Regions from separate parts of the Mus musculus genome. Here region 2 is linked to region 1. A link is a loop called in an ENCODE intact Hi-C map of the cell type or tissue named here. Cell type or tissue: left cerebral cortex. All regions are shown on one strand. Each heading gives the region's core, and the rest is flanking DNA. Links, peaks and the distances in the headings are about the cores only.

Region 1 (16,886 bases), core at 3,413-11,412:
ATAAAACAAAACAGGCTACAGTTCCTATCAGGAGAGAAAAGAAAGAGTTGTCAGGAAAGCTGCAGGCTTCCTTGAGACAGTCCTTCCAAATGCATTAGAAAAATCGTAAAAATCTGCCACATGAAAGATGTCGATCCATAGTCAGAAAAGCCACTGCAGCTTAAATAGAAAACTCTTCTTGTACAAGGTAGTCATAGCCACAGTTTGCAAAAAGTACAGCTATTGATTAATTAAACAAAATATTAACTAGATATACAGTCCTGGGGCTTTTAATCTCCTGTAGCCTTGTCTTTTTAAATTAAATAATTTTTTAACTAAAATATATATTGAAGGGTTAAAATATTAAAAATTACTAGATCTTGGAATCTATTCACCTTCCTTTCAGTTTGCTTGAGCCTTGCCAAGTCTCTAGGAGATTAAAGAGATGATAAGAGTTTTCTAAGCCTCAAATTTTTATGATTCTCCTGTCCTGACAAGAGATCATTTCAGCTTAAACTAAATCGTAAGGGAAACTACTATGTCCTGTTATATAATTCTCCGTGTGCAGTATGTTTTGGGGTTAAAAAGTTTTAATACTAGAAGATCTTCAATTAAAACCTGTAGCTTTTAAGGCTCTAACCTAACAGGGCATGATAGTAAGGCTGTAAATGTTCAGAAATACATATGAAGCCATGCTAAGTACTGATGCAGTTAATAAGTTAAAGCATTATTTAGTCTCCTGTTTCATGTTTATAATGTAAAATTTAGAGCAGATATCTAAAACAGATAAAAGTTGTTCAACTCAGAAATACTAGGATAAAACTGGCGTTCAAACTGTCAGAGGTCTGATGAGTATGGTATGTAATATGTTTAAACTTACCATGATGGACAGAGATTGCCCAAGGTGTCCAAGAAGAGGCAGGCACAATGCTACCCACCTGAACTCTGGTATAATAACCACTGGTCTTAACTCCCCCAATGCTTCACTTGTTGCCAGCACCTGGTCTGAACTGTAGATAAACAGAGGGCTACTGGGGAACTGATTGCCACATGTTGCTTTAGACAAGATAAGGTCAGTCCTTCTCAGGTTCATCACTTTCTGGGCTTGATGGCCAAAGATTGCTTCTGTTCTCAGTGCCTGGGGCAGGGAGAAACCTGCATCAACTGTCTGGGTAATGGAATACGGATAAGTCTGCCTCATTTCAATTTATCCTTCAAATTCTCTGATTGCACTGATGCTTATTTGTAGCTTAGCAGCTAAGAAAAAGGCACCTAGCTTCTTACATCCAGGTAATCTACTATTGTGTTAGATTATGGGTTAGTTTGTTAGTTAAAACTACTAGTTCTCTTGTTTAAAAACTGGCAAAAAGGTTTTCTTTATTATCAGACTTCAAATTGAAACATAAACAGGTTTCAGATGTAGCTCTTTACTGTTCATTTATTTAAACTTGCTTGCAATAACTATTTTCAGTAATAACTACTCATATTTTTGATAAATGATTAGTTGGAAAGAGAAAGATGCAAAGCTGGTATAATATAGGGATTTAAGGTATCTGAAAAAAATGGAAAACATTTCAGATTTGTTTCCCTCATCTGCGTTATTATTAAACTACAATTTCAAAAGTTCACCATTTTAATATAGATCAATGGAATTTTGGTAAGATAATGGAATATTGGCTGTTAACAATTCAGTCACAAGTTCAAAAGATCTGTCTAATTTAAGGACATTATTTTTGCCATACTTTCTAAATATTCATATATACTCTAAGACTTGAGTGGATTTGCTACGTTGGAACTTCCATGAACAGGTCTGCTAGGCTATTCTTGGTATTTATGGGTACTGTATCATCTTTCTGAATTAATCATCTAGCTTTTGACACATATTCTTTAGCTGTGTTTTAAAACTTTGCACAGAACTACAAATATTAATCCACCAACTGCAAATATTTTCCTTCCTCATATTTAAATAATATTCTAACTAGATACAATTATTTGTTATTTACATATTGCTTAATTTTTTTTACTTCCATTCAAGCACATTGATTATCTCTATAAGAGTATTAACTTTCTGAAACATAATTGTAAGATTATTATTTATGATGATTTTTAAATTTTTACTTGTGATTTTATTAGTGCTGTTACTCATTCCATCTTACTGAAAGAAGGTTCATATTTGAAGATGCCTTTTTCCTTCAACTTTAGAAATTATTCTAATATAATATAATATAATTATGTCTACTTCTTATTGAAAAAAATGATATATCTCAAATAGTGCTTCCAATGTTCTTTAAGATATTACTCACTATTAAACTTTCATATAGTCTGTACTCTTCTCCACAATGTTTTTATATTGAATGCAAGATAAACATTCAAAATATACTGGAGGGCCTTTTTTGGCAAGCCTTGGGAAACTAAATCATCCCTGTTTCTGATTTTTTATTAACCTTACAATATTAAATTAATAATTGCTATTTCATTTAATATCAATTTCTTGATTGCAGATATAAAGATAAAAGTATTATTGAATAAGTAATTAAGGGGATTTATTTTGATTCAAGTTTATTTTTCAGTCTGTATTTTCTGAAAATTGCTTTTAGAAAATTTCCACATTGTTGATTTTGAGTTTTCTTTTCTTTTCTTTTTTTGAATCTGCTCTCTTGTTCTTTTTATTATTTATTATTATTTTTATTAGATATTTTCTTTATTTACATTTCTATCCCCTTTCATGATTTCCCCTCTGAAAACCCTCTCTCCTCCCACCTCTCCCTGCTCACCAACCACCCACTCCTGCATCCTGGCCCTGGCATTCCCCTATACTGAGGCGTAGAGCCTTCATGGGACCAAGGCCTCTCCTCCCAGTGATGACTGACTAGACCATCCTCTGGTATATATGCAGCTAGAGCCATGAGTCCCACCATGTGTTTTCTTTGGTTGGTGGTTTAGTCCCAGGGAGCTCTGGGGATACTGGTTGGTTCATATTGTTGTTCTTCCTATGGGGCTGAAAAATCCCTTTAGCTCCTTGGGTCCTTTCTCTAGCTCCTTCATTGGAGACTCTGTGCTTGGTACAATGGATGGCTGTGAGCATCCATATCTGTATTTGTCTGGCACTGGCAGAGCCTCTCAGGAGACAGCTATATAATGCTCCTATCAGCAAGCTCTTGTTGGCATCCACAGTAGTGTCTGGGTTTGGTGGTTGTATATGGGATGGATCCTCCCTTGGGGCAGTCCCTGGATGGTCATTCCTTCAGTCTCTGCTCCCAACTTTGTCTTTGTAACTCCTTCCATGAGCATTTTATTCCCCCTTCTAAGTGTTAGTCAGTGTCACATGATTTTGATAAGTGTATATTTTAAGAATTTACTGGGAAAATGGTTGTTATAATTTATTTTCTTAGATTTTTTACAATTCTGGGAATTTCACCTAAGAAAGGAACCTATTCTCCCTTTCTAGAAACTAAGAGTGGAATCTCATTCTGTACAAGTAATTGCACATGATCATTTTATCCTTTAATATAACTGTACTTCAACTTTATTTGAGTTTGGAATCTTCAAGTACTTGTTTAGCTAATTTACCATGTCAGCATTGAAAATATAATCACAAATCTATATTATGCATGACTTTTCTTTTTTCTTCTTCTTTTTTTCCAAATCTACCATTTACTCTAATGTAAAAAAGTATTTGAATTGTGAGGACAGGTATGGAATTGAAAACTGATCACTACCAAAGCAGTTTGAGGCTTCTCACAGGTGGAGAAAGTCTTTCAGAAACAGAAAAATATACATACACACTAGCCATGTCCAACCTCAAATGTAATTAAGTTGGAAAAGTAAACTTCATAAAAGTTAACATAATTCTCAGATTAGACAAGGTTCCTGAAAGACAGTAAGAGGAAACATTTTTGGAAATATGAGAGATGGTTTTCACTTATTATTTTAGTGTGATGTCAAAGAGGAAAAAACCTACTTGCTGCATTCAATATAGAAAATGTGGTCAATAATACAGACATCTGAGAACTGAACAGTGAATAACGTCTTAACAATCAAAAGTATAAGCACATGTCTTTTCTTTCTTCCCTTTCCAAAGATGTTAAAATTTTAAAAAAAGGTATTATTGAAGAAAGAAGGCTGTGTATCTGTAGAGAATGATTTAAATGGATTACCAAATGCTGAACAGAAGATGTAATAAGATGAAGAGAGTTAGCACCCTAGACCTTAATAGGAAATGTTACTGCAAACATGTGAACTGTTCACTTTTTCATTATGAAGCAATTCTTTTCCATCCAGTGCTCTTGCCAATCCATAAGCGGCAGAACCATAACATTGAGGATTAACACCTTAGACACATAAAAAACTGATGAGCTCTGACAAAACATGCAACCCTTCTATAAGCAGCAGCCTACAGGATATGAGCCTATGACTTTAGAAGTTTTCTGGACACTAAGTGTGAACTCCAAGTGATGTTGGCAGGAACTCTTGTTTTAGCATGGAGTTCCTGCCCATATCATACTATTCTTATATGTGCTAGTTTTCTGTCAACCTGATATAAGGGAGAAACACCTGAGCGGAGGGAAGCCAATTGAAAAACAAAACAAAACAAAACAACAACAACAACAACAACAACAACAACAACAACAAACTCCAAAATACCAGGCTGTAGGCAGCAAATCTGTAGGGAATTTTCTTAATTAATGATTGATGCTGTAGGCCGAGCATATTTTAGTTGGTGATATTAGTTTAGCGGATGGTTCTGGATTTTATATTACGCCAGACTGAAAATGCAAAGAGGAACAAATCAGTAAGCAGTGCTCTTCTATAAGCTCAGAATCAGTGCCTGCTTCCAGGTTCCCAAATCATTTGAATTTCTGCCTTTGCTTCCCTCCATGGATGTTATGATTCGGCATATGTAACCAACAGAAGCCATTTCTTTTACCATTGATTTTGGACATGATGTTCATTGTAGCAATAGCAGCTTGAGATAAGACCAGCTTTCTAATATGGAATCTTCCTGAAATGACATATTTTGTCCATAAATTATATTCTTATGAATTTGAAGAAAAACCGAAAGAGTTGTCTATCTCGATAGAGCCTCTATTGTAGAAATTTTCTCATGCAATATACAAAGCGAAATATCCAAAGTACACACAGATAACTAAGAATATAGTTATGAAATAGATAACACAGAAGACATAAACAACAATGAACATAAATATATAAACTCAAATATATTATATATTGCTTTCATAACACTTAGAAACTGGAGTAGACAAAAAAGGAACGTTGATTAAAGAAAAAATTCAATACAATGTTTAAATTATAGAAAGTATTCAAAACAGCAGAATTAATTTGATATAAAGATGTACAAAGAAATAAAACTAGATGGGTATTATAAGATCATACAGAAATGCTAAAAACACAAACATGAATAATTCAATTGGCTTCTAAATAGTAAGAAATTCAAAAAATGTAGAAGAAATATAAAATTAGGAAAAAGTCATACATCTTGGTATAAAGAAAAACTCTATATAAAACCATAATGAAGATAAAAATTGAAGCTTAAAAATACAAAAAACATATCTACATTTAATATTTCAGAAACAAATGTTAAAATTCATTTTCCAGAGATCATGTATCTAAAGTTAATCACCATCTGAATAAATTTAAAATAATTATCTAAATGTTATTGGAGATATTGATAGAAAATTTGAGTGTCTATTGGTCCTGAAGGAAGAATTAGGTTTGATCAATATCATGACCAAATTTCATCCCCACATTTATGACAATGATGATTTTCTTCATATTCCATAAACAAGAAAACTAAAGCCAATTAAAAGATATACTGTAATAAGTCATCAATTTATCCTCAATTTATTAATTTCAGTAAGTTATAAACTCAGACTAAGAATGTGTTTAGGGTAACATATGACTTGGGTTAATTAGAAAATCTGCAAACTCATATTAGATAGGACATAAATACAGATAAAGATGGAAACTGGTAACATGGACTTCATACACCTTTGCAAAGACTCAGCTAACTACAAAAATACATAAATATTCATTGATAGCTGTTATGGAATGATATAATATTTATGAATTCAAATGTATGCATATAGCTGTCTTATGTAAGAAAGTGTATTTTAGCAGTAAAAGCTGGAAAGAGTTAAGATTAGTAGAAGTGTGCTAAATTCTAATCCTCTGAAAATGTGAAGTCAATACATTGAACAAATCTGTCATACTAAGAGAGTTATAAAAATGTTAGTTAGATGTGTCAAATAAATATAGAATGACTTTAGCAACAAATGTAGAAATTAAAATGTCTTCAATGTGACAGAGAAAGGTCAATAAGGAAGTACCTTACAGTTTGTATCCAATACATTTATTGTTTGAATTTGTATCTGTTACACTGAGGTACAGAATGAGGTTAGCAACAGAAGTTCCTCTCATTTTGAAGGACTAAGTAAGGGAGTGCCTACCATGTGTCTGAGAGTATGAATTTCTGAATTAAATGGCAACAAAGTAATGTAACTGTGCCTTAAGGGGAAGTAGGGTCAAGTGAACGCTTATTTTCAGCTGAGAAACACTCTATACCTCCTAAAATGGCATATTCATGAGATTGTATCTGCCATTCCTGATTCTGCACATAATGATTCACTTAGAGTGTTCTACAAGACACTGGGCATTTTTATAGATAGTCATAAGAAACACATTGTGTAATTTTTCTTCTCATTGCTTTTGACATTCTATTCCTTTCTTTGTGGTGTGGGAGAAAAATGAAATGAACACTCTGTTCCCAACTTGGCTGATTCTTATACTATACAAAGAGTAAAATAGCTCTTAGAATTGAATACATTAGTTTTTATGATGTAAAGCATCTTTTACTTATGTTCTGTCTTTCCTAGACTTTATCATTTTAAGGACAGACTTGTGATAACATTTTCAATTAGAATTTTCATAGAGACTCAGGCTCTTTGATCCGATGGTGCCAATGTAAAGTACGTTCCTAAACAGTAGGAACACATTTTAAATTATGAAAGCTTTATATGTCTTGCTTTCCTTGGACAGACTAAGGGTTCTGGAAATTGAATATTGTTTACCATTCCTTTTTTATTAATATTTAATTATAACACTAATGAGAAAAATGTTTCAATACTAAAAATACAGAATTACAATCTAGTAATTTTAGTAGAGGCTACTAAAATCAGGTGACACAAAGATTTATTCTTTCAGACATATATGCCCTATTTATGGTATTTCTATTGAAAACATTACTGTGTTCTTTAGATTCACCACTGCATGTTATTGGGTAGTGTCCAACATGTTACAGTTTTCATTTAGATTCTGTTATCCTCCGCATGTCTGAGAGTGTCCAATTTAATGTTCATATGAAAACCTAAAAACCCTGCAACAGATTCTCTGCATGGTTTGGAAAACACCATGTAACTATATTTAGAGACTAACTCTTTTCAGAGGCCATGCAAAACCAATATCTTTAAAGTAGTCTTTAATTTGACTAATATCTTTGTAATACAATTAATTGGGACATGGAACATGCCACAAGCCATCCTGACAAAGTGTGAAATCACAATCAGATGAGTGAATGTAAAGAGATCCCTGAGAGGAACCCAAACCTTCTGTGATGGTTCGTATATGCTTGGCCCAGGGAGTGGCACTATTAGAAAGTGTGGCCCCATTGGAGTAGATGTGCCACTGTGGGTGTGAGTTATAAACCTTCATACTAGCAACCTGGAAGCTAGTATTCTGCTAACAGCCTTCAGATGGAGATGTAGAATTCTCAGCTCCCCTTGCACCATGCCTGACTGTGGTTCTCACCTTGATGATACTGGATTGAACCTCTGAACCTGTAAGCCAGCCCCAACTAAATGTTGTTTTATAAGAGTTCCCTTGGTCATGGTTTCTGTTTACAGCAGTAAATCCCTAACTAAAACACCTTCTAATCTATTTCCAAGGACATACAGATTCCATATCAGAAGGAAAACTAAATCTGGGCTTCTTATATTAACTGGTCTGTGTTATTATGTTTATAGTAGTCTAGTCAATGTAAAGCACCCACTAATCAAAATGAATGTAGCAATTTTATTTGCTTAATGTCATATATATAATAAATATAGGCCAATAAAATAGCTTGTATGTACCTGGGAATATCAGAAATTCATTTAGTCTTAGAGTTTAAGTAGATAGCTATATAAAAATAAAAGGAAAGGGGATGCAAAACTTAATATTTTAATATATAAAGAGTTCATGTAGAAATACTGCTTCAAGCCACATTTCCTAAATGACAATGATTTGTTTTTTCCAATATTGAAAATAAGAATGTAATCATAATATAGAGATTTTATTAGATATTTTCTTCATTTACATTTCAAATGTTATCCCCTTTTCTCTTTATAGCTATCTGCTGAGAGGCGCTGCCAGTACCTGACCAATACAGAAGTGGATGCTCACAGTCATCCATTAGCCTGAGCCAATGAAGGAACTAGAGAAAGGATCCAAGGAGCTGAAGATGTTTGCAGCCCCATAGGAAGAATATAGAGATTTTTAACGTTTATTTTTTTTTATTTCAAAATCGTGAAATAACAATAACAATACTTAAAAATCACTTGAGTATTTTCTTTTGCCCTAACAATACATTACTTACCTCCTGCTAAGTAAGTTATCCCAAAATTCAAAAGGAACCCAAGCTGAAAATTCCATTGTGATTAAAAATGAATAGTCAAAGAAATTTCTTGTGTTCAGCACAGTTCTGTGGAAGGAAAATCTAAATGATCCGTAAGGAATGAAAGAGTGAAAGAAGTCGTACTGCTATGTTATGAGTCAATGAAATTTTCTCCATTTATATGTTGTAAGAAATAAAATACAACCAGGCATGGCTGAAATGAAAACAAGCAAAATTTCATTTCATATATATATATGAACGATTTGCAAGATTTTAGGCTAAATTTTCTCCACTCTCTGTGATAGTTCTAAAACTAATCGGTTATTCATAAAACAATTATCTGTGAAGTGAAAATACATTTTTCTTTCTTCTTTCAATACATCACTAATGCACACACCCTTGTCTTCACTCCTGCAGGTTCCCCCACCTTCCTTCTTCTCCAGAACAATGGCTCCACTTTTTCCCCTTCTGAAAAGAACAGGCCTCTCTGTGCTCTCAACCAAACAGAGCATAAAAATATGCACAAAAACTCAGCATAAATCCTCATATCAAGGATGAAAAAGGAATCCAGTCGACAAAAAACGATACCAAGAACAGGCAAAATAGTCTGAAACACCCCCACTCACATTTTATACATCTCACAAAATTCCAAGCTAATCAATGACAAATATATTTACAGAAGGCCCACCACAGACCAGTGCAGACCCTGTGATTGCTGCTTCAGTTTCTGTGAGCTGCTATCACCTCTGCATACTTAATTCTATGGACCCCATCTCCTAATGTCCTTGACCCATTTGGATACTACAAGTCCTCCCCACCCATTCTGACAGGTTCCCTGACTTCAGGGAAATGTGTGGGTGTGGTATTTCTATATCTGTTCCCATCAGCTGCCAGAGAAATTTTCTCTGATGACAACTGGGCTAGGCACTGAACTAGAACTACCGCAGTATATCATTAGAAATAATTTCATTTGTCTGTCTGTGTGTTTGTTTTGCCAGTCCTGTTCAGTGCTACCCTATGTATCCAGCCTCTAGTTCCTGGCCAACTAGGCAGTGTCTACGTGTCCTTCTTGTGTCATCTGCCCAGTTATAGTAGTCATGAATTTTCACTCACATAATTTCTGGCCACCATTACACCAGAACATCTTTTAGGTAGTGGAATTTGTAGATTGAAGGTTTTATGTCTGGGTTGGTATCCCCATCCTACCACTGGAAATATGCTGGGTTACAAAAAAGATGGCCTGTTCAGGCTCCTTATAGCCAATGACTAGGAATCCTTGCTAGGGTCACCCTCATAGATTCCAGGGAATCTCCACTGTACTACATTTCCACATCAACCCCCAAAATGTACCCAAATTTCACTTCCCTCTCCCAGTACTGCCTCCATCCCACTCCCTCCATGGCCTTTATCCCTCTTGTTCCCATCCCCATCAGCCCATCATCCACCTGCAAAATCTACTCTGATTCCCCTTTCCAGAATATCCACGCATCCCCTCTGAGCTCTACTTGTTATTTGGCTTTTCTAGGTCTCGGGATTACATTATGATTGTTTTTACTTTATAATTATTATCCACTTATAAGTGAATTTATATGATGTTTATGTTTCTGCATCTGGGCATGATTTTTTTCTAGTCCATTCATTTACCTATAAATTTTATGATGCCATTTTTTTTTTACAATGAATGAGTAGTATTTCGTTGTGTAAATGTACCACATTTTCTTTATTCAGTTTTCAGTTGAGAGAAATCTAAGCTTCTAGCTATAATGAATAAAGTTGGTTGGAACAGAGTTGTGGCAGTGTCCATGTGAAAAAATGGAGCTCTTTTGGGGGTATATGACTTGGAGTGATGTAGCTAGGTATTGAGATAGATTGGTTCCGAATTATCTGAGGATCTGCATTACAGATTTCCATAGTGGATGTACATGTTTTCTATGCCCACTTGCAGTAGCGACCTGTCCTCCTTGCTCCACATCCTCATGAGCATGAGCTGTCACTTGGGTTTTTGAACTTGGCCATTCTGACAGGTAGAAGTTGGGATCCCAAAATACTTTAGATTTGCATTCTGCTGGTGATAAAGGATGTTAAACATTTCTTAAACATTTCCCAGCCATATGAGATTTACCTACTGATAATTAACTGTTTAAATCAGTAGCTAACTGACAAATGTATTATTTGGTGTGTTGATATCTACTTTATTTAGTTATTTATAAACTCTTAGTATTAGCCCTATATCAGATGTGGACTTAGTGAATATATTTTTAATACAAGATGAATATACAAATGTCCTGTAATTTTTATAAAATTTGCAAATTTTATAACAAGATATTCCTATTTTGTATAAGAAAGAGATTTAATTGCATACAAATTTTTATTGAGTATTGATTAAAATCCTGTTTAGTTTGAGAATATGGATTGGGAAGTACAGGGGTAGGGGCTTGAACTGGAGAGTGAGAAATGAGGACAAAAGGAGAGGGAGGGAGAGGGGTTGGGATAAAAATAAGGAGGTCTAAAAAATAAATAAACAATATTTTATTAAATATTTATTTTAAAATTATATATGTATATATATGAATGTGCGCGTGCACACACACACACACACACACACACACACACACACACACACAATAAGGCTCCCACAAAAGCTATAGACTATCTAAAACCATCCCAGCACAGTGCATGAGAAACTTTACCTTTTGGTCCTAGGAGTCAATATAAGCCAAAATTAAATAAGTTATTTTCATTACTCTTGGTTGCCTCCTGGCTCTTGAAGGTAATGACTTACTGCTAAGGACACCTTCTATTTTGGACACTGGTCTGAGGGATATCCATGTCGAACTGACCTGAGTACTTCCTCTTTAAAAAGCAATGCTAATGCTATTTTTAAATACTGTGCAAGCTGCCACAGGAGGGAAAACAATCAATAGTCCCGCCCACTGAAAATCCTATGGACCACAAAAACGTCAATTTGTCAAAATATTCTCAAGATACAACAGTGGCAATTCTATCTTGAGGTAATACTGCATTCTAATTCTACATAAATCTTGGTTAGTAGGAAATTCATGCCTGCTACTATGAACTTGTACTGTAAACATAACAAATTATCCATGGCTGGTGATGCCATGGATGAGGAGACGAACCCACTACTGCTGGTTTCTTACATCAGTATCACTTCTAATTGCATTATGAGTGCTTTGTATACCCACAAATAAGCATAGCTTTCATCCCTGTCTCTAGCCGAGGAGTTTTCATTTGCAACATATGGAGACCATTTGAGAAATCCACATTTTTTTCCAAATTCAGTGAATGATTATCCAGTAAGTATTCAGTTCCAGTTGTATATCTTCAATGCAACCCCTAAACTTAAGGCTCAGGGAACATTGCAGAGGAATATATAGAAAGTTGGTCAGACCAGAGGATGATGTTCTCTATTGTGAAGTAGAGTCTTCTATATATGACAAGGGACTTTTCAAATGAAATATCACCAATGTGGTCACCTTTAGGACTAGCAGAGTCCTATGCATCCATGGACATGCAAATATTTATGATGGAAATTTCACAAGGCTCAACAGTTCAATGAAGAACAAAAAATAATTAGAGGCTGTTAAGAGAGGGAAAACCAAACTTCTCTGGAGATAAGAGAGGTTGTGCAGTCCCTAGTAGTCAGTCATAAACAAATAAACATAAAGGTGACCCTGCATGGAATCAGAAGCATGTAATTGTATATATGTATTTACACACACACACACACACACACACACACACACACATATATATACACACATACATAGTTATAGAAGTTACAATTTGAAAGGGAGTGGGAGGTACAGGATGAGGTAGAGGGTGATAGGAAGGGTGTGAATTATGTAAATAGTATTTATATATGAAATTCTAAAGTCATTCTTTACATTAAAAAGAACCTTTGCACTTTACAAGACACAAAAGGAAATCAGGATGTCTTACCTTAAGGATCTCTAGTTAAAGGAGATGTATACACAACATTATTCCAATATTTGATAATTAAGAATTTGAGAAGTTTTAGAAAATGTGAAGGCTCATTTTAATTTGTGTTTGTGGAATAAAAACTTGGTTTCATTTATGCAGAATAAAGCCTTTAAGTCTCCTTAAAACAATTGGAATACATGAATTTTAAAATATCTAACAATAAGTCACTCTTTGAAGCTTTAATATATGTTCTAATGCTTCTTTATATTTAACCAATTAATTAAAATGTACAAATAATTATTTATGTGCTACTCTCTGCTGTTCTTATCTTTTCACACATAGTGTTCAGTGAACACTTAATTAACTCCCTGTGGTCATTTTCATGTAACATGCTAATGTCTTTTAGTCATCGTTAACACTCAGAGTAAAAAGAGCTAAATCTTAACTATCATTGCTTTAATCCCTAATCTACAATGGGTTTCCTCTAAATATCCCAAACAAATTACTGAGGACCCCGGGCTTAAAAGTGGGTCTCTCCATGAAGACTCCATTCTATGAAACAAATGATTGTAGTAATGAATGGTTCTAACACTGGGAAAGTCCTTTATTGTGGAGTTGAAGACTATGTCTTCCCTTTGCTGTTCTCAGTGCTGTTCTCAGTGTTCAAGTTTTTTGTCCTCACACTGTTTCTTCCTTAAAGCTAACATCTGTTCTTTTTGATCTCCTGTCATTCAATTTATATATTTCACATCTTTTATGTTGCTGTTTATAATGCTTGTTTTGAGACAGGATTTATAAAATAATAGTTGGTCTAGAACTCACTGTGTTTCTCTTTTATAAATTCTGAAATAGAAATATGTCCTACTATGCTGGGCTTCTGTATATTTTTCTTCAAAAATAAAAGTACTCCAATACATAGTTGTTTGTGACTGCAAATCAAGCCCTCGGGATAATGAGACAGAAGAATTTCATATTCCATGTTAACATGGCTTGCATATGAAAATTTAGTCTCAATAATTTATTAATTAATTAAATTATTTCAGATAGTGTGGCACTTTTACAGGCAGGACAGGCCAAAAGGTTACTAGTCAATCATGATAAGTTTCACTTGGAACATTTTATAAAATGAAAAGGAATAAATTCTTTACTCATGACATTGACATTCTAAAACTATAACCAATAATTGGTGATATTTGAAAATTAGTCCTTTAGAAGGTAGAGTTAAGTGAGTTCTTTAGAGTGATCATTAATCAAACAGCACTGATCTAAGAAGTGGATAAGACACTGTGTTCCTTTTTCCTATCTCCATGACCACACTTAATTCAAAAGAACTGCATGTGGATACTATAACAACAAAGCAGGATGAAAACTAGAACCAGTAGTTCCACACAAACAGCCATGTTGACTCCTTGCTCACGAACTATTTTCAACTCAAAATTTGAAAGCAGTTATTCATGTTTGACCCACCCAGTCTATGTACTATATATATATATCCCAATTTATATGAAGGGAAAAAAGTGTATGGAAATTATTGCATGTTCCTAAAAATTTCTTTATGCAAACCAAAATAATGTCTCAAATTTAAGCAAATGTACAACATTTTATTAATATACAGGTGTATATTTCAGAGTGTTTAAATATTGTGTAATAACTTTTGTAATGCTCATATATTACATTTGCAACATTCAAAAATAGAATTGCAGACTTTCAAAGGTAGTGACATGAATCTGGTTAGGTAGAACATGGTGAGCATGCCTCTGGCAGATCTTGGGCTTCTCTCCAATTTCCTCTGCCTTATAAAAAAATGTTAGTCCATTCCTAAAGCTAGCCCTCACTGTCTATTCCCTTATTTGGCTACTTCCTTCTCCCGAGGTTGATCATCAAGGTCCAGCTATCAAAATATATAATAGGTCCAACAATCAAACAACCCTTTGGTTCACCTAATTAACATGCCCAATTAAAATAAAACACTTCATCTTAAAGTAAGCCTTAAGGGCAAACCCTTGTTCATTAATAAATGTGCATTTTCCTATATGTGATAGCATTCTCCTCTCTGTTCTAAGGGAAGTTCTTTTGCTCTCTTGGAAAAATACTCCTTCCCCTCTTCCTTTTCCCCTTTTCCTTCTTCCCCATCCTCTGTCTTCTGGCTTTGTCTTTTATTCCTTTCCCTGTATCGCTCTTGGGCACACAAATCTGCTTTGTGTTAAGAACTTGTTCTTTGGGGGTCCCGAGCTGATACTGATCCTAACAAGGAAACTTATCAGTACCCTGAAGGTAGAGAAAAATTAAAAAGTCCCTACTCAAATTCTCAAAAATGAATTTATGAGAATTGTAGGTATATTTAGGGCCAAGACCATCCCCCACCATGTGTGATGAAAATGACTGATGGTTTCTGCCTGTAAGCTAATGCAGTCCTTTCTTTCATAGTCATCAGCCTGAATTTTTATTATACTGAAAGCCTTAAGTTTGATTAACTCCTTTTACCAGAGATCTGGGATTCACTATATTTGAGCTCTTTGAGCCTAGAATTATTTTCCCATGAACCTTTGTCTTAGAGGAATAAGAGAGAATTTTAACTAGAGCTAATCAGCGCCTTCTTGAGATTTCCACTTCTGAAAGTGGAGCCTAGTTTTGTGCAATAACACTAGGAGCCAGCCTAGACAATAACTGCTAAGCACATATAATGTGAAGATTATTGGTGTGTCCTTAGTTTAAAAAATGGGCCATTTTATAGTAATGTTCATTTCTTTAAAATGAAAGTAAAAAAAAAAAGAGAGTAAAAACAATTACTAAAAAGTGAGCTTTATGTTGATTTCACACTAGGACATATAGATGATTAGAAAATGACATGTGGCAGTCTCTACATGGACCGTCCTTTCATCTCAGCTCCAAACTTTGTCTCTGTAACTCCTTCCCAGGGTGTTTTGTTCCCTCTTCTAAGGAGGGGCATAGTGTCCACACTTCAGTCTTCATTTTTCTTGAGTTTCATGTGTTTAGGAAATTGTATCTTATATCTTGGGTATCCTAGGTTTTGGGCTAATATCCACTTATCAGTGAGTACATATTGTGTGAGTTCCTTTGTGAATGTGTTACCTCACTCAGGATGATGCCCTCCAGGTCCATCCATTTGGCTAGGAATTTCATAAATTCATTTTTTTAATAGCTGAGTAGTAACCAGTATCCCGGAGCTCTTGACTCTAGCTGCATATATATCAAAAGATGGCCTAGTCGGCCATCACTGGAAAGAGAGACCCATTGGACACGCAAACTTTATATGCCCCAGTACAGGGTAACGCCAGGGCCAAAAAGGGGGAGTGGGTGGGTAGGGGAATGGGGGTGGGTGGGTATGTGGGACTTTTGGTATAGCATTGGAAATGTAAATGAGCTAAATACCTAATAAAAAATGGGAAAAAAAAAGAAAGCCAAAAAAAAAAAAAAAAAAAGAAAATGACATGTGCTTTCAAGATTGACTGTGACTGAAAATGACTTTTTATTCTTCAATCCCTCCTTCACGCATACATCAGCAGCCTTGTTTTGTTTTGTTGTTTTTGTTTTTATAAAAGGTTGTTTAAAATTCATGCCTAAAGAAAAACGGCACTAATTTTCCAGGTTATTCAGAACCTATTTCTTAGCACTGTGCATATTCATAGCAAATTTTCTGACTATCCATTCCTAATGATTGAGTTTATATTGGCAATTCTTGTTTGAGAAGGAAAATTAGATGTTCATAATAAAACTAACTGAGCCAGGCATGGTGGTGCATGCCTTTAATCCCAGCACTCGGGAGGAAGAGGCAGGCGGATTTCTGAGTTCAAGGCCAGCCTGGTCTACAGAGTGAGTTCCAGGACAGCCAGGGCTACACAGAGAAACCCTGTTTCAGGGGGGAAAAAGTAAAATAAAATAAAATGAAATAAAATAAGATTAAATAAAATAAAATAAATCTTTAACTGGTGGAACACAATATCTCAAGGGATTACAGATGTTTAAAAACCCAAGATCAAAGCTATGCAATTAGATACCCAACTGAGGTAAATACATGTTGGTGAGTCACCACAAAACTGAAAGAAATCAATGGTCAAACATCTGTTCTGACTGTGGGGTTATCTGAGATCTGTTTCATATTTAAAGATGAACAAGTGCTTTCTGGTTAGTAACTGATGTGTGACACTAGATTTTTAGTAGGATGATTCTTTGATTTCCTGCTGCCTAGTTTTGATGTGTCCCACTGAGAGAACTAAAAAATTTAACCATCTTGCTACTTGTACATTAAGAAGAACCAACTCTAGGCATGTCTGTG
Region 2 (16,886 bases), core at 4,747-12,746, 150 kb before region 1:
GAAAGAACCCAGATGCCCCTTAACAGGGGAACGGATACAAAAAATGTGGTACATTTACACAATGGAGTACTACTCAGCTATTAAAAAGAATGAATTTATGAAATTCCTAGGCAAATGGTTGGACCTGGAGGGCATTATCCTGAGTGAGGTAACCCAATCACAAAAGAACTCAAATGATATGTTCTCACTGATAAGTGGATATTAGCCCAGAAACTTAGAATACCCAAGATATAAGATACAATTTGTGAAACTCATGAAGCTCAAGAAGAATGAAGACCAAAGTGTGGACACTTTACCCCTTCTTAGAATTGGGAACAAAACACCCATGGAAGGAGTTACAGAGACAAAGTTTGGAGCTGAGACAAAAGGATGGACCATCTAGAAACTGCCATATCCAGGGATCCATCCCATAATCAGCCTCCAAACGCTGACACCATTGCATACACTAGCAAGATTTTGCTGAAAGGACCCTGATATAGCTGTCTCTTATGAGAATATGCCAGGGCCTAGCAAACACAGAAGTGGATGCTCACAGCCAGCTATTGGATGGGGCACAGGGCCCCCAATGGAGGAGCTAGAGAAAGTACCCAAGGAGCTAAAGGGATCTGCAACCCTATAGGTGGAACAACATTATGAACTAACTAGTAACCCGGAGCTCTTGACTCTAGCTGCATATGTATCAAAAGATGGCCTAGTTGGCCATCACTGGAAAGAGAGGCCCATTGCACATGCCAACTCTATATGCCCCAGTACTGGGGAACGCCAGGGCCAAAAAGTGGGAGTGGGTGGGTAGGGGGGTGGGGGGAGGGTATGGGGGACTTTTTGGATAGCATTGGAAATGTAAATGAGGAAAATACCTATTAAAAATATTTTAAAAATGTAGATGGGGCTCATTTTAAAGCATAGTGGTATATTTAAATTTTCCAATGTGTAGTTGATAATATTTCCAGTATAAGAAATATTATTAAAATGAGATTAATGTCCTCCTCCAATGCACAACAAGGTCAAGAGCAGGCTAAACTATGTAAAATATACCTCAAAAGAAAAAAAATTAAGGCTGAAGATACAAAGAAGTACTTAATTGTCCAAGCATGAGGGCTTAAATACTTATCCATAGCATCCACCCAGCTCAGCCTAAATGAATATATGAAACAGCATCCATGGATGCAGAAACATAAGGCCCCCTGAGACTTCCTGACCAGCTAATCTAGAAGTATACTAGCATTTCAGAATTGCTGACTTGTCATCAAAATTAAGGAGAAAAGTGATAAAGGAACCTGGGAGTCAGTTCTCCATCCTCAAATATACAAAAACACACACACACTGGAAAAGAAGTGTCTTAGACCAACCCTCACATAACATTTAATGTGTGTGTGTGTGTGTGTGTGTGTGTGTGTGTGTGTGTGTGTGTGTGTGTGTGTGTGTGTGAAAGAGAGACAGAGACAGAGAGAGAGAGAGAGAGAGAGAGAGAGAGAGAGAGAGAGAGAGAGAGAGAGGAGGAGGAGGCAAGGAGAGAGTCTCTTCATATTTTATTTGACCTCTTTACATTTCTCACCCAAAGATGATTGCATACTCCATTTGATGGCTGGATGACCCAGGGTAGGTGAATGCTACGTTTCTGAGGCAGGAGTGGTTTTGGGGGTGGGTGAGCACACTCATAGAGGCAGAGAAGGAGGGAAGGAATAGGGGAATTGTGGAGGGGAAGCTGGGAAAGGGGATAACATTTGAAATGTAAATAAATAAAATAACCAATAAAAATGAAAACATATATAGAATTGTTGAAGCCAGAAAGAAAAAGAAAAGGAAAGGAAAGGAAAGGAAAGGAAAGGAAAAGAAAAGAAAAGAAAAGAAAAGAAAAGAAAAAGAAATCTCTTGCAGTAACAGTCTAGATAACCCTAAAACTTTAGGGAAAAACTAAGGCTTCCTGTTCATACCAGATAATATAATTCAAGAGATAACTAATTATATTAAGAAGAGATGCTGGGCGGTGGTGGCACATGCCTTTAATCCCAGCACTTGGGAGGCAGAGGGAGGCGGATTTCTGAGTTCGAGGCCAGCCTGGTCTACAGAGTGAGTTCCAGGATAGCCAGAGCTACACAGAGAAACCCTGTCTCGAAAAACAAAACAAACAAAGAACAAAACAAACAAACAAAAACAAAACACAAACAAGAAGAGATGATTTTCATGTTTTTTTTATTTATTGCGCAAGCAATGTTTCAATATTAGTTATAAAACTTGAAAAGAGTCACAATATGTAGTAACAGCCAATAAATTATTATTGGACAACATTGAATTACATTCCTCAAAGTAAAACCATAGTGTTGATTCACCCAGTGGGAGGTTACTTAGAGTGGAGGAGTTATATATCACTTTTGATTTGGAAGGATGTACTTGAATTTCATGTTTAAAGTAAGAGTATTCCTTTTCAAAAGGTGTAAGAAACACCATTCTCACTTGGTCTAATGATTAACTCTCAACTCAGCTATGGACTACAGATTTGTGTACACATATATCATATTCTTGGCAACTGCTCACTTTAAAGGAAGCTAAGAAAAACTCAGAAATATTTATCTCCCAATAAGTAAAGCTTTTCATACTCTGCAGATTTTTACATTTGCAGGAATTACTTGATATATTATAATTATGTGCTCATTTCTTTTAGCCATTATGCTCTGCAATGTATATAATTGCTGTTTGTAAAGTACTGTCATTTTATGTACCTGCTAGAATTTTCAGTAGAGGTAAATCCCTCTACTGATTATGATTTTGTCTGGATATTGCTAATCAATATTTTCTATAACAAAGTAATTTTTGCACTCCTACCTCTATTACTTATTAAGTTTTTTTCTTGATTTTTTTAATTTCCCAAATATGTGAAATATGAAAGATGGACAATGAATTCCATCCTTAAAGAACAATCAACCTACAATATAATAATGGAAATAAAGTTGTGACTCAACCTTTTTTAGCAGTAAGTTTAAATTCATTATTTTGTGCACTGTAGTTCATCTTTATCAATATTTGTGAATTTTTAACAAAATTCCTACAGTCAGTAATTTTGCTATATTAGCATGGCAAAATGCTCTTTATAGCCTGAAGTTTGAATTTTGTTTTGTTTGGTTTTGGTTTGGTTTTTGGTTTTTTCAAGACAGGGTTTCTCTGTGTATCCAGAGCTAGGCTGTCCTGGAACTCTTTGGATTTTAAGAGAAAAGTTGAAAGGAAACTGAATGTTATTACAAAGCAAATTTAGTCTTCTCTTCTGCCTTATGAGTTGAAATCACACCTTCCAAATACTTGCAAGGTAAAGTTAGTTGCAAAACAAACAAACAAACAAAAAAACCAAAAGGTCATGGAAAGATAAAAAGCAGTATTATATATCAACAGGCAAATATTCAATCCTTTCAATTTGTTATCAGTAGCACTGACCAATATAGATATAAAAAGATCTATGAAGAAAGAGGACACATACAAAATCCTATAATTTACTCATATATGTTTCTATTGAATATTGATGAGTATTCTTTTTACAGTAACATGGTATGTACACTAAAATATAATATAATATAACAGAATATATTATAGAAAAAAATCAAGTCTCCTGGCATATGAAAGAACTGCATGCAGTGATCAGTAGCTATATCTTGTAGCTGTAAATTTGCATCAGACACATGAATACACCAGCTTTTCCTAAAGAAATCTGCAGCACTTAAGAATGTAATCAAATGGATGTTGAAGGGAATCAAGAAATGATTGAATTCAAATTTCAGCTGTTTAACTAAAAATATTAAATTATTACTCTGGAATTAAAATGCTGAAAGGATACTTTCATGGACAAGGTGGTATGGGGAAGAAATGGAAGTGTATTTCCAGTGTATGTACAGATTATCTGGCACATCGTAAATAAGAAATAATGAAGATGATTAAATTTACTGATACTTGGATTTAAAATTGACTTCATATTCTTATCATACAAAAAGTTCTACTTTGTAGTACATTAGAAATGAAACTGAAAAAAAGAGTAGTGTGTGTGTGTGTGTGTGTGTGTGTGTGTGTGTGTGTTCTAAAAACAAGATTAAGAAGTTCTCTGTGAGACTGTGTCTCCTAGGAATGTCAAAAACTACACTGGAAAAGTTTCAATGAGGCTGAATAAACATGAGCTGTACAAGAAAAACAATAGGCACAGCAAAGTTTACAGAGGAGAGTGAGATTGCATGAGACCTTACTCTTCACAAATAACTGCAGCCAAGTAAGGAACACTGAGAACAGAGACGATAGTCTCTCCTGGATAGAGCATACCAACAGGTTATACAGTACCAAATGCACACAAGCAACACTCTACAGGATAAGCAGGTTTAAGTAGAGTTAACTGTATCCACAGTTAATGAAAATGCAGAGCATGAATGTAAAGGAAAGGAAGAAAGAGGGAAGACATAGAGGAAGAAAATGGAGGGCGAAAATCTGAAATTGTATTATAATCTAAAAATTAAGGAAATTAAAAATCAAAAGACACACACACACACACACATGTACGCACTGTGGACATGGATGTAGGGCATGTACTGAGCCCTTTAATAGAATCCATTGCCCTGTGCATTCAATCCACACCACAAGAATAACTGACAATTTAAAACAGTGAAAATCTAAAGGTAACACCTACTTTGAGAACTGACAGTTAATTTTTATTACTTGATCTATAACTATGATTGTAACTTAACAATTATAGATGATTAAATTAAATTTTAATATGTAATATATATATATAATATTAATGTTCAGAGTCTCTATAATTAGAGAAATTTAACATGCTGATAATCATTTTCTCCAATAAAATCCATCAAGAAAAATGTCAAGGATTTACTTTTCATGTATTTTTACTTTGTGTGTTCCAGATTTTAAGCCATAAAATTGAACATATCAAAGCAAAATATACCCTTGTAAGATTCCTAACCATAATGACGTTTAAAGAAAAATAAAGCTTTTATATTTATGAATTAAGAAAATACAAAACATTTCTGCCTACTTCTCCTAAGCTTCAAACATAACTTCTCTAAAATCCTCTTTCTAAACTGCAATGGTACCTGCTGTGTGAATGAATCATGACTGATAAGTACAGAACAGTGAATATGTTACACTTCGTGGAATTAATGAAAACCAAAAGCAAATAAAACTTTACACACTGTTTTTGTTTAACCATTCAGTATGTATTCCAGGCTGGCCTCTAACATTCTGTCACCAGGAATATCCATGAATTCTTGATACTGTTTCTTCCTTTATATCCCATGTTCTGAAATTATATGTGTGTTCCACCATACATAGCTTGTGCAGGGCTTGTCCCCAAACTCAAGGCTACATGCAAACTAGATAAGTACTATATACTAACTAAGGTGTAGTGTGTGTGTGTGTGTGTGTGTGTGTGTGTGTGTGTGTGTTTTTAAAGGGTACATACAAATGAACATGCATGTGGAATCTAGGGAATAATTTGTTAAGATGAAATGTTGAGCAATTTGTTTACCTCCTTTGAGACATCTCTCCTTGGCCTTGATTTAGCAAATAAGGCAGACTCTCCCTAGTTAGTGAACAGGAGGGTTCCTCTTTCTTTGTCCTCCCAACACTGAAATTACAAAGATACCACCATATAGATGAGATAATTTTAATGTAAGTTCTGCAGACAAAATATAGTTTTGCCTGCTTGCAAACAAGTAATTTATTGAATGAGAAATGACTGTAGCCCCCTCTAACATTTTAAAGTAGTAAAACAGTTGCACATAAGTTTGGGGATCTCATGATTACTTCATGTCATCAGTCTGTCCTACAAAATATGCACAGGCACTTTGAAAGAGACTGAGGGAAAGAGGAGAAGGAGAGAAGGAGGTAAATGATTAGTTTTCTTTTTCCTTTTATTGGATATTTTCTTTATTTACATTTCAAATGCTATCCCCTTTCCCGCACACCCCTGAAACTCCCTTCCTTCCTCCCCCTGTTTCTATATGAGTGTTTCCTGCACACATCTGCCTCCCCTCCATGGCATTCTCATATACTGGAGCATCAAGCCTTCACAGGACCAAGGGCCTCCCCTGCCACTGATGCCCAACAAGGTCATTCTCTGCTACATATGTGGCTGGAGCCATAGGTCCCTCCATGTGTACTCCTGAGTTGGTGATTTGGTCCCTGGGAGCTCTTAGGTGTCTAGCTGATCTATATTGTTGTTTTTCCTATGGTGTTGCAAACCCACTTCATCTCTTTCAGTCCTTTCTCTAACTCCTTCTTTTGGGACCCTGTGCTCAGTCCATTGGCTGGCTGCAAACATCTGCCTCTATATTTATAGACACTGCCAGAGCTGCATAGGAGGCAACTATATCAGGCTCCTGTTAGCATGCACTTCTTGGCATCCACAATAGTGTCTGGGTTTGGTGATGGTATATGGGATGGATCCCCTGGTGGGTCAGTCATTCAGTCTCTGCTCCATACTTTGTCTCTGTATTTGCTCCAGTGAGTATTTTGTTCCCCACTATAAGAAGGACCACAGCATCCACACCTTGGTCTACCTTCTTCTTGAGCTTCATGTGGTCTCTGAATTGCATCTTGTGTATTCTGAGCTTTGGGGCTAATATACACTTATCAGTGAGTGCATACCATGTGTGTTCTTTTGTGACTCCACTACCTCACTCAGGATAATCTTTTCTAGTTCCATCCATTTGCCTAAGAATTTCATGAAGTCATTTTTAAATAGCTGTGTAGTACTCCATTGTGTAAATGTACCACATTTTCTGACCATTTCTTTGTTGAAAGACGTTTGAGCTATTTAAATTTTTAGATCCTGTCTCAGTGGGAAAGACACGTTCAAGCAAATACAAAGGCCTGAGTTCAGTCTTTGGTAACTGCATGTTGGAAAGAAAAATCAACTCATTAACTTGACTTTGTCTTCAATAAAGACCGTTGCTTATGAACGTAACCATGAAAGCCCCTCATAATATATACAAACACACAAATAAGAAATAAGTAGATTATAGATACAGAGAGATTAGAGAGAAATTAGGTGAATATAGATGTATGGTAGGAGATAGAGAGATTGATGGTAGACAGAAATATATAAGGATAGATGGATACATGATAGGTAGATAGATAGATAGATAGATAGATAGATAGATAGATAGATAGATAGATAGATAGATAGATAAATAGATGGATGGATGGATGGATAGATAGATAGATAGATAGATAGATAGATAGATAGATAGATAGATAGATAGACAGACAGATAGATGATAGGCAGGTGTTTGATATAATAGATGTAATAAACTGACAAAACTTTGCACAGAACTTCCTGAATATCATGTTATCATATTGCTTCTTCTATTTCATATGTATAAATTATGTAAATAAAATTCTAGTTTTTGTTTGTATAAATGTTTGTAAGTTTGTATTAGCTTCACTGTGCTCACACTGTGCACAAATAGGTCAAAAAAAATCTGTTAGATACCCTGGAAATAGAGGAACAATGGATTTGAACTGCCATTTGGTTTCTGAAAACAGAATCCAAGTCCTTTGCAAGAGATATCTGGGAATACAGTATATAATTACACATCCAAATATAATTGTGTAAATTCATAATTTTTGAGAAATAAAATAAAAATATGCATCAAGAAAAGTGAGAAATATTTATGTCAGGACACTGAATAAAAGTTATTAAAATTTTATTCATAAATCACTTATTTTCATTAAGTATGATTGCTAATACACTCTGAAATATGAAAATAAAACATTAAAACTATATCATGCAGGAAATTAAATTAAATGTCACTATTTATGATTAATACCAATTCTGACTCACTCATACTTTTCAATAAAATAAGTACTTTGGACCAGATCTTTTTGCTACATTTGTAACATTTATAATACTTAAGATATAATTTCATACACACACACACACACACACACACACACACACACACACACATATGTGTGTGTGTGTGTGTGTGTGTGTGTGTGTGTGTGCGTGTATATATTCCTATAAGTTTATCATGTGGTTACTTATTTACTCTTCCTTTTTCTGGAATGTACTACTTTCATTCATCAAGGCACACACTCCAAACACTTGAATCATTTTAGCCAACATTGTCTCAAATATAATAGTGTATTGAGAACACTGTCAGTACAGATTGATACTGTAATGTGAGCTTATGTGTGACACGTATTAAATCCAAATTTAACTTGGTGGGTTACATTATAAGAATAGAATACTGACACAACAAAGGGGCAAACATACAATGAATCATCAAAATATTAGAACATGAAATGAAAAAAATTAATAAGCCATTTTTTAAAGATAAGGATACCAAGGTTTAGAGAATAGAGACTGTGGACAAAGCCATGACTGTGGAGAGCCGTGTCGTGAGCAATCGCCATTATAAGATGGCACTGGCTTCCACTGCGCCTAACTAGTAAACAAGCCTTATGTGCAAGTGCAAGAGTGAATTCACACCTAATCACTGCCATCTCCGGGCATAGTAATGGGGTGATGGGCGAGCAACAAATCGTGAGCTGTCACGCCACATCAGGTGCTGAAACGTCACGCTGCGGGCTATATAAGCAGCTTCATTTTCTGGATTCTGGGTCTTCCTCCTGAGAAGTAAGCAATAAAGCCTTTTGCCGCAGAAGATTCCGGTTTTCCTGAGTGTGTTCTTGCCGGCCGGGACAAAAGCTCCGGATACATGACAACCATTTTAGACTTGTCTTCCATGTTACATATTAGGAAGATAATGATAAGGTTACTGGACTTGAAAACTAAGTTTCGTCTATACAAGTTACAACTGACATGAAACATATGGTAGAAGAATTTACATATATAAACTTAAGTGATTCTATTTTTTGGCTATTGTTTTAAATAAAATAAACACTTGGTGATCATGAAATCTGCAATGTACATTTCTCTTCAGATCAATTAAAGGGCATGCTTATAATAAAAGGTAATGTAACTATTTCATTTAAAGTATATATTGCCATATTAACTATCAATCTACAGGAAAATGTGGATTAAAAGGAGATCTAACTGAAGGATGATAAGTGTGAATTGTTTAAATGAAAAACAAATATTGGTGGTATATAGAAAGATGGTGATTTAGGTGAGATAGAGGAAATTTGACAATACAGACCACTGCTATTTATTTTCATACTGGTGCTATAGCATGGAAGCCTTTATATGTGTGCTTAACGTATATTACAATATATACACCCATTCATGCTATATACATATTATATGTACACACATATAATGGAATATAGTATTGCATACATACACAATGACATATAATAATCTACATACAATGTTATATACATGTATTGTGTTATATATGTGCACACCCAGCAGGGAGAGATGATGCTCATTTGTGTGCCTTCCATTCCTACAGCTTTACTCCTACAGAATATACAACCATCTGTGCTCATTTCCATGCTTCTTATTCTGCCAGATTTGGAAAAAAACTTATTCTTCATTCATTTTTTTTCTCCAGAATGCTGTTATACTCTGAGTAACAATGATAATGGTTTCTTTTGTGTTTCTCTAAAACAATATAATTTTATATGATGCAAATTGCAGATTTTAGAGCTACTCACTGAGGACTTTCCAAACCTCTTCCTATTTTGCTGGAAGGGTCTCAGCTTTCTTATCAATCAAAGGTAAGGTTATGTGTTCTCGCAGGCTCCTATACACTTGATCATAGCATTCTGAAGAGAATGCATTGCATTTGGTAAGTGCACACCTATAAAGGACTAAAAGCATTGGTTAGAAGAGAAATCCAAACTTAGCATAATGTACAAAAACAGGAGTTAATTTCAACCTACTACAAAGGCCATGTCACAGGCAGCTGATATATCATCTTAATTTGCTCTAAGGATGGTTACTAAGATGCACAGAACTACTGTAAAGAGTTTGCTTCTATATCTCCTGCCATAATTCAAAAACAAATGTGAAATAACTACCCTGAAATTTCAAATATTTACTTGAACATCATGAACTATGGGCAGTGTACATCTGGATGCTTAATGTACTGTTTTTTACTAAATGTATTTATGCTCTCTGTGAGTTGAGAGTATAAAGTCAAAGAAATATGCAGATGCATAAATATCCTTTTTCAAACCCATTTCACCTAATATTAAGAAAGTATGTTTGATGCTTTCCCAGGATCTCTTGCATGTTTTAGAGGCATGCATCTCTGCATATGTAGCATTGCACATATAGACTTGTACAATCCTTATACACATCCCTTTAGAAACATCTACCAATTTTCTTGGGGCAATAATCCTCTCAATATTTTTCAAACACCTCTGCATCTCTGAATGTATACCAATTGAACAATACTTACAAGACATAATTGCTTATATTATTTTTCAGGCTACATGACATGTTCAGTGTACATATTTGAAATTCATAGGTTGATATAACATTTTCAACATGTGCCACACAAATTTTTATGAGGAAAAATTAGCACAGAGTCTGCCTTGTATTTGAACAGCCGGGACACAATGTACCTCATGCTGGTCCATTTAGTCATTTTGCTTTTTCATGTGGCACCTGCATCTTCATCTGTTTTATTCCATTTTTATTTTAGGGAACAAACTCTAACCATGAGCACATTTGCAGTACTATCTGCCACTGTGCTGGAGAATTTTAAAGCTGGAAGGAACCTCAGAGATTAGCTCATTTAGCACATTAGGAATTTCTCGCTGAGCTTTTGGCAGACACAAAGTAAAGTAGTGACAAAAGAAAAAAAATGTAACATACAAAGATTGGAGTTTTTCCCCAAAGTATATTGGAACAGAACTTTCACTTCTAAAATGTATACTCTGAGCAAGAACATTCATAGGGCCCTAAGGCACCCCTTTTGTTCCTGAGGTTCAAGCTATGACTCCTAATAGTGTCACGTCCATAGCCATTACAGTTCTTTCTGAGGCCTCCCACAGCCCTTATGCAAACAATCCACTGAAACTTACTGCTGGGTACTTTCCAATGGGAGCATAAATTTAAAGCTAACTCTGCACTGACTCAGAGGTGCATTCTTCAATAGCAATAGTAGCTACAGCTGTGTTTAAATGGAAATTCAGAAGCTGGCAGCTAAGGTATTCAATTTAGGTAGACATTTACAGAAAAAAAAGTAATTGGGAATAATACATTTTAAATGTTTTAATCTCTAGAAAGGATGTGAGTCAAGCCATTACAACCATTGCACTGTGGTGCTAAGTAGACACTAGGACTGAACTGTTAGCTCCAAGAGGAGCTAATGGGGGAGATGAGATAAGTAGTTTACAAGTGAACTGCAAAAGAGCAGACTCATTTTCCCTGGCTCATATCTAACTCTACACAAGTCAGTTCAGGGTGGTTTCTTAGCATCAAGTAAAATGCAATATATAAAACTAATGATTTCAAATGTCTATGATTTTTCTCTAATTTAGAAATTGCTCTAAATGACTTTTTAAAGTTTTTCTTTTAAATGTTGAGGTATTTTCAGGATAATACAGCATTTAACACTGATGAAGCTTTAAAATCAGTAGCTGTATTTCCTTCATGGGAATAAAGGCAAAGAAAGGCTTTTGAAATAGTAGTCACAGCCATTGCTTCAGTCTTTCTTAAAAGGCTGAAGTTTATTAACTACTTAAACTCCATTATCCAAGATTGATTCAACTCTAGAAGGTGTTGAGAAAGTCACCGGTTGGTAAGATATATGTGATGTACTGGAGCAATATTAATTATTGCTATTCAGTCTTTCTAAGCCGAATGATTAAGAATCTAGATTATGTTTTGACTGGAGGTTTTATATTTTGGGTTTTATACAAATATAAGAAAAATATGGTCTTATTCATTTTCAGAATGGCATAAACTGATGTATAGGAGTGACACCTCTGTGTTAGATAGAACATGTCAACATATACTCGGTGGAGGTGGATAAGACTAAATTTCTCTTTGGTTTTCCCACTCTGGATCATTCTTAGATTTTTTTTTTCTATTTTTTAATTAATTTTTTACAGTCCATATTTTATCACCCGCGTTCCACATTCCATACCTCCTCCCCACCCTGTCTCCACATGGAGGTCCCCATGCACCACCCTGCCTGATTTCTAAACTCCCTGGAGCATCCAGTTTCTTGAGGGTTAGGTGCATCATCACTGAATGAACACAGACCCAGCAGTCCTCTACTGTATGTGTGTTGGGGGCCTCATATCAGCTGGTGTATGCTGCCTGCTTGGTTGTCCAGTGCTTGAGAGATCTTGGGGGTCCAGATTAATTGAGACTGCTGGTCCTCCTACAAGACTGCCCTTCTCCTCAGTTTCTTTCAGTCTTCCCTAATTCAACAACAGGGCTCAGCTGCCTCTGTCCATTGGTTGGGTGCAAATATCTGCATCTGACTCTTTCAGCTGCTTGTATCTTTCAGCGGGCAATCATGATAGGTCCCTTTTTGTGAGTGCTCCATAGCCTCAGTAATAGTGTCAGGCTGTGGGACCTCATCTTGACTAGGATCCAACTTTAGGTCTGTTCCTGGACCTTTTTATCCTCAGGCTCCTCTCCATTTACATCCCTGTAATCCTTCCAGACAGGAACAGTTATGGGTTAGAGTTGTGACTGTGGGATGGCAACAGACCCCATCCCTCACTTGATGCCCTGTTTAACTCCTGGAGATGGGCTCTATAAGTTCCCTCTCCATACTGTCAGGCATTTCATCTAAGGTCCCTCCCTTTGAATCCAGAGAGTCTCTCACCTCCCAGGTCTCTGGTGCATTCTGGAGGATTCCCCCCAACCTCCTATTTCCTGAGGTTGCCTGTTTCCATTCTTTCTGCTGGCCCTCAGGGATTTAGTCCTCCCCCTGACCCCACCCTTTTTTTCTTTTTTCTTTTTTCTTCTTAGAGTATATATCTCATACTTGTGGGAACTCAAATTCTGGTACTAGATTATCTATATGTTAAAGGACAGTCAGAATCCAGGTGCCACCTATGAGTAGATGGTATTTTGATTTTAACCTCAAGTAGGAGAAAGAGAAAGGCATCTCTGGTAACTTTGAATTAAAGAGCTTAGCCCAACATGCCACATATCCACGTGATAATGAAACACACACACATATATATAAGCACACACACACACACACACACACACACACACACACACACACACAAATACACACACATATGCAAACACCTGAAACAAGATGCAATTCAGTACTCAACACCTTGAATACTAAACCTAATGTTATGCCTTTGCCTTTCTAGGAATTATTTGTGATCTGTGACTTTTCCATTCCTCTATTCCTTCCAATCCTCCTATTCCTCCCCTCCCCCTCATTTCCACTGCTGTTCCATGTCCCTTGAAAGAGAGGAAGCAGAATTCCAATGAATATCAACTAAACACTGATTACAAGATACAATGACACAAAGCACAAAAACACATATCAAGGTAGGACCTGGCAGCCTAGGAGAAAGAAAGGGGTCCCACAACCATTTCCAAAGTAAGAAAACAAGGTACGTTCATAATTACTGCTTCAGCTAAAAGCTTGCCAAAGTGATTCATGACATAAGCAAAATGAATAACTTTATTTTGTGTGTAATTACACAGAAAAATATCAGAATATTTTTATTGATATTAATGGATAAGAATGATGACAGCTCTTTTCTCAAAATAACATGTTAATCAATCAGCTATTGAATGACACAGATGAGATTACACATAGCAGAAAACTGTCTTCTTGCAGAAGGGAAAATAAAACTAGGTAGGATAAATTAATTTCTTAATGTATAATATAAATATATCAAAATTTATGAGACTAAATGTGATCACCAAAATAAAACAGAGATAAAAATTGTCTTCTAAATAGATTCTGAGAAAACCTTCTGCTTTTAGAACCTAGATTTAAAGAAGATTTGGGGGGTGAGAGCTGAGAGGACATAATCATGTTGAGGTATGGATAAATATTTGTGCAAACCAGGACACCAATAGGATGAAAAACATGTAGATTCTGGAAGGGAAAAATGATCTTTAATGTCAATACATTTGGGGTGGGGATGGTTATTAGAATAAGACTTGAAATAATCATTAGAGTTGGAAGTGTACTATTTGAGTTCAAAGCAATGACATGGAGAAAAATTAAGGAAAGGATTGGTGCATTGAGAAACTCAGGTGTGAGAAGTAGACTTTGGAGATTAAGAAATTAACTAGTCACTAGGTTGTAATAATGTCTTAGATACTAATAGTGAGCCAGAGACTACTATCTGAAGAATTGAGAGTTTGATCATCAGGAAGCAGATGTCTGTAACAGTATTCTGAAATCAGGACTTTTTTTTTCCATTTTTTATTAGGTATTTAGCTCATTTACATTTCCAATGCTATACCAAAAGTCCCCCATACCCACCAACCCCCACTCCCCTACCCACCCACTCCCCCTTTTTGGCCCTGGCGTTCCCCTGTACTGGGGCATATAAAGTTTGCAAGTCCAATGGGCCTCTCTTTCCAGTGATGGCCGACTAGGCCATCTTTTGATACATATGCAGCTAGAGTCAAGAGCTCCGGGGTACTGGTTAGTTCATAATATTGTTCCACCTATAGGGTTGCAGATCCCTTTAGCTCCTTGGGTACTTTCTCTAGCTCCTCCATTGGGAGCCCTGTGATCCATCCATTAGCTGACTGTGAGCATCCACTTCTGTGTTTGCTAGGCCCCGGCATAGTCTCACAAGAGACAGCTACATCTGGGTCCTTTCGATAAAATCTTGCTAGTATATGCAATGGTGTCAGCGTTTGGATGCTGATTATGGGGTGGATCCCTGGATATGGCAGTCTCTACATGGTCCATCCTTTCATCTCAGCTCCAAACTTTGTCACTGTAACTCCTTCCATGGGTGTTTTGTTCCCAATTCTAAGGAGGGGCAGCATAGTGTCCACACTTCAGTCTTCATTCTTCTTGAGTTTCATGTGTTTAGCAAATTGTATCTTATATCTTGGGTATCCTAGGTTTGGGGCTAATATCCACTTATCAGTGAGTACATATTGTGTGAGTTCCTTTGTGAATGTGTTACCTCACTCAGGATGATGCCCTCCAGGTCCATCCATTTGGCTAGGAATTTCATAAATTCATTCTTTTTAATAGCTGAGTAGTACTCCATTGTGTAGATGTACCACATTTTCTGTATCCATTCCTCTGTTGAGGGGCATCTGGGTTCTTTCCAGCTTCTGGCTATTATAAATAAGGCTGCTATGAACATAGTGGAGCATGTGTCCTTCTTACCCGTTGGGGCATCTTCTGGATATATGCCCAGGAGAGGTATTGCTGAATCCTCCGGTAGTACTATGTCCAATTTTCTGAGGAACCGCCAGATTGGAAATCAGGACTTTTTAATGACAGTGAGGATACAGAAATACATGGATACATTTATCTTAAATGCAAAATGATTACGAGTATGAAATGTGTGATATATTTAAAATTATATATACTTCAGTGCTCAGCAGAAGGAAAGCTTTCATTTTCAATATTTTCCCTTCGCTACTCTTTTTGGTTTTTGCTTTGTTTTAACTGCTTTCACCTTTCAGTTGTTGTTTTGCCTGCAGTGTGAATTGTCTAGGACTGTTATGCCCTCCGCAACTGCATACTTAATAGCTTGACCTTGGTTTCAGGCTATGTTGTGAGCTGCCTACGTTGTTTCTCTGCCCCCACTTCTACCCCCTATGCAGAAGTTAAAGACACATTTGATAGGTCTCTATATGTATGTCTTTTGCAAAGCTTCGTGGTGTGAAAGTCCATTGCTCTTAATAGGTTTACTTCCCAGGGTAGTTCTACTTTTTTCTACTTCAAATACATTGACCCCCTAATCTTTAGAGCGTGGAGAGCAGAAGATAATATACCAGCTATAAATATATTCAGACAAACCAGGCTACTTATTTTCAGAGAAAACCTGCTGTTCCCTCCCTACCACCTCTATTAGGAAGACAAAAATGTGATTTAGGTCATTCTTCATTCACAACTAAATCAGAAAGATTAAAAGTATTTCAAAGAAACATTAGGGGGTTATTTTAAAAGTCCAATCTTAAAAATCCCAAATGGATTTGAGGTCTTTTAAAGCATTTGAGCCTAATTTTTAAAACCAAGCTAACTGATACAAATTGCATCAGCTTAAATTCACTGAGAAATGTTCTTAATTTTATTAAGCTATATCGAAATGGCTACGGTCCACTTCACAAGGATAAAAGAGACAATGCTTACTGAATTACAGTGAATGATCTTAACTATTTTATGCAATACAATGCTGTTTTTTAGAAAATTTTGAAATGAAACTAGTTGTTGAACACTTTTAGAAATGTTCAAACCACAAGATGTATCATTAGAAAATCAATTTCTTTACATATGCCCTATCTGGCCACTTTAACTATGTCCAATTTTATACTAGCATTAAACAACAACCTTTTATTTTATGTTTGTACTGAGTTGGTATTGTTCTGCTATTTAGCAGACATGAGACAAGAAACACTCCCTGGATACTCATTTACTATCACATTTATATGTAAGCCATACTTCAACATGCTGTTTCATTTAAACACAGAACAACAAGAATATCCTCCTTACAAAACATGGGATTACTATGATAGGGACTGTAGCTCATTGACTATCCTACAATCTTAAATATTTTATCCTTCCTATTCTCCTTCCCCATATTTAAACATGCATTCTGGTCCATACCTGTTTTTACTCTCTGTTCTTTCTTCCAATAAGTCACCTGCCACAAAGGATCTTAAATATGAAGTTCTAAAACCAGCCCAAAATTGAGATAATGAACAGCAATTTACTTCTGGACCACATTCCACCTAGAAAGTTAGATTATCATTAACTATTGTTAATGTTAATTGTATGTATATTAAT

Evidence for each region. Hi-C counts contacts between places; a loop is a spot of excess contacts. Peaks named below come from ENCODE experiments on the same cell type or tissue, not always from the same donor. Only the 100,000 strongest peaks of a DNase experiment are listed, where the experiment ranks them.
Region 2: it touches region 1 in a loop (2.1-fold over the local background); 2 of 42 quality-filtered maps call a loop at or near these places.

Annotation. Positions count from the first base shown.
Region 1 is chr15:20,368,682-20,385,567 of GRCm38, forward strand. No RefSeq gene overlaps it. Among named protein-coding and RNA genes, the nearest start is that of Gm25976, 190 kb to the left of the region's middle. In left cerebral cortex, for the core only: no CTCF peak of the experiment used is centred there; a DNase peak (open chromatin) is centred at 6,656; H3K27ac peaks cover 211 bases.
Region 2 is chr15:20,212,839-20,229,724 of GRCm38, forward strand. No RefSeq gene overlaps it. Among named protein-coding and RNA genes, the nearest start is that of Gm25976, 36 kb to the left of the region's middle. In left cerebral cortex, for the core only: no CTCF peak of the experiment used is centred there; DNase peaks (open chromatin) are centred at 9,426, 10,706 and 10,949; H3K27ac peaks cover 398 bases.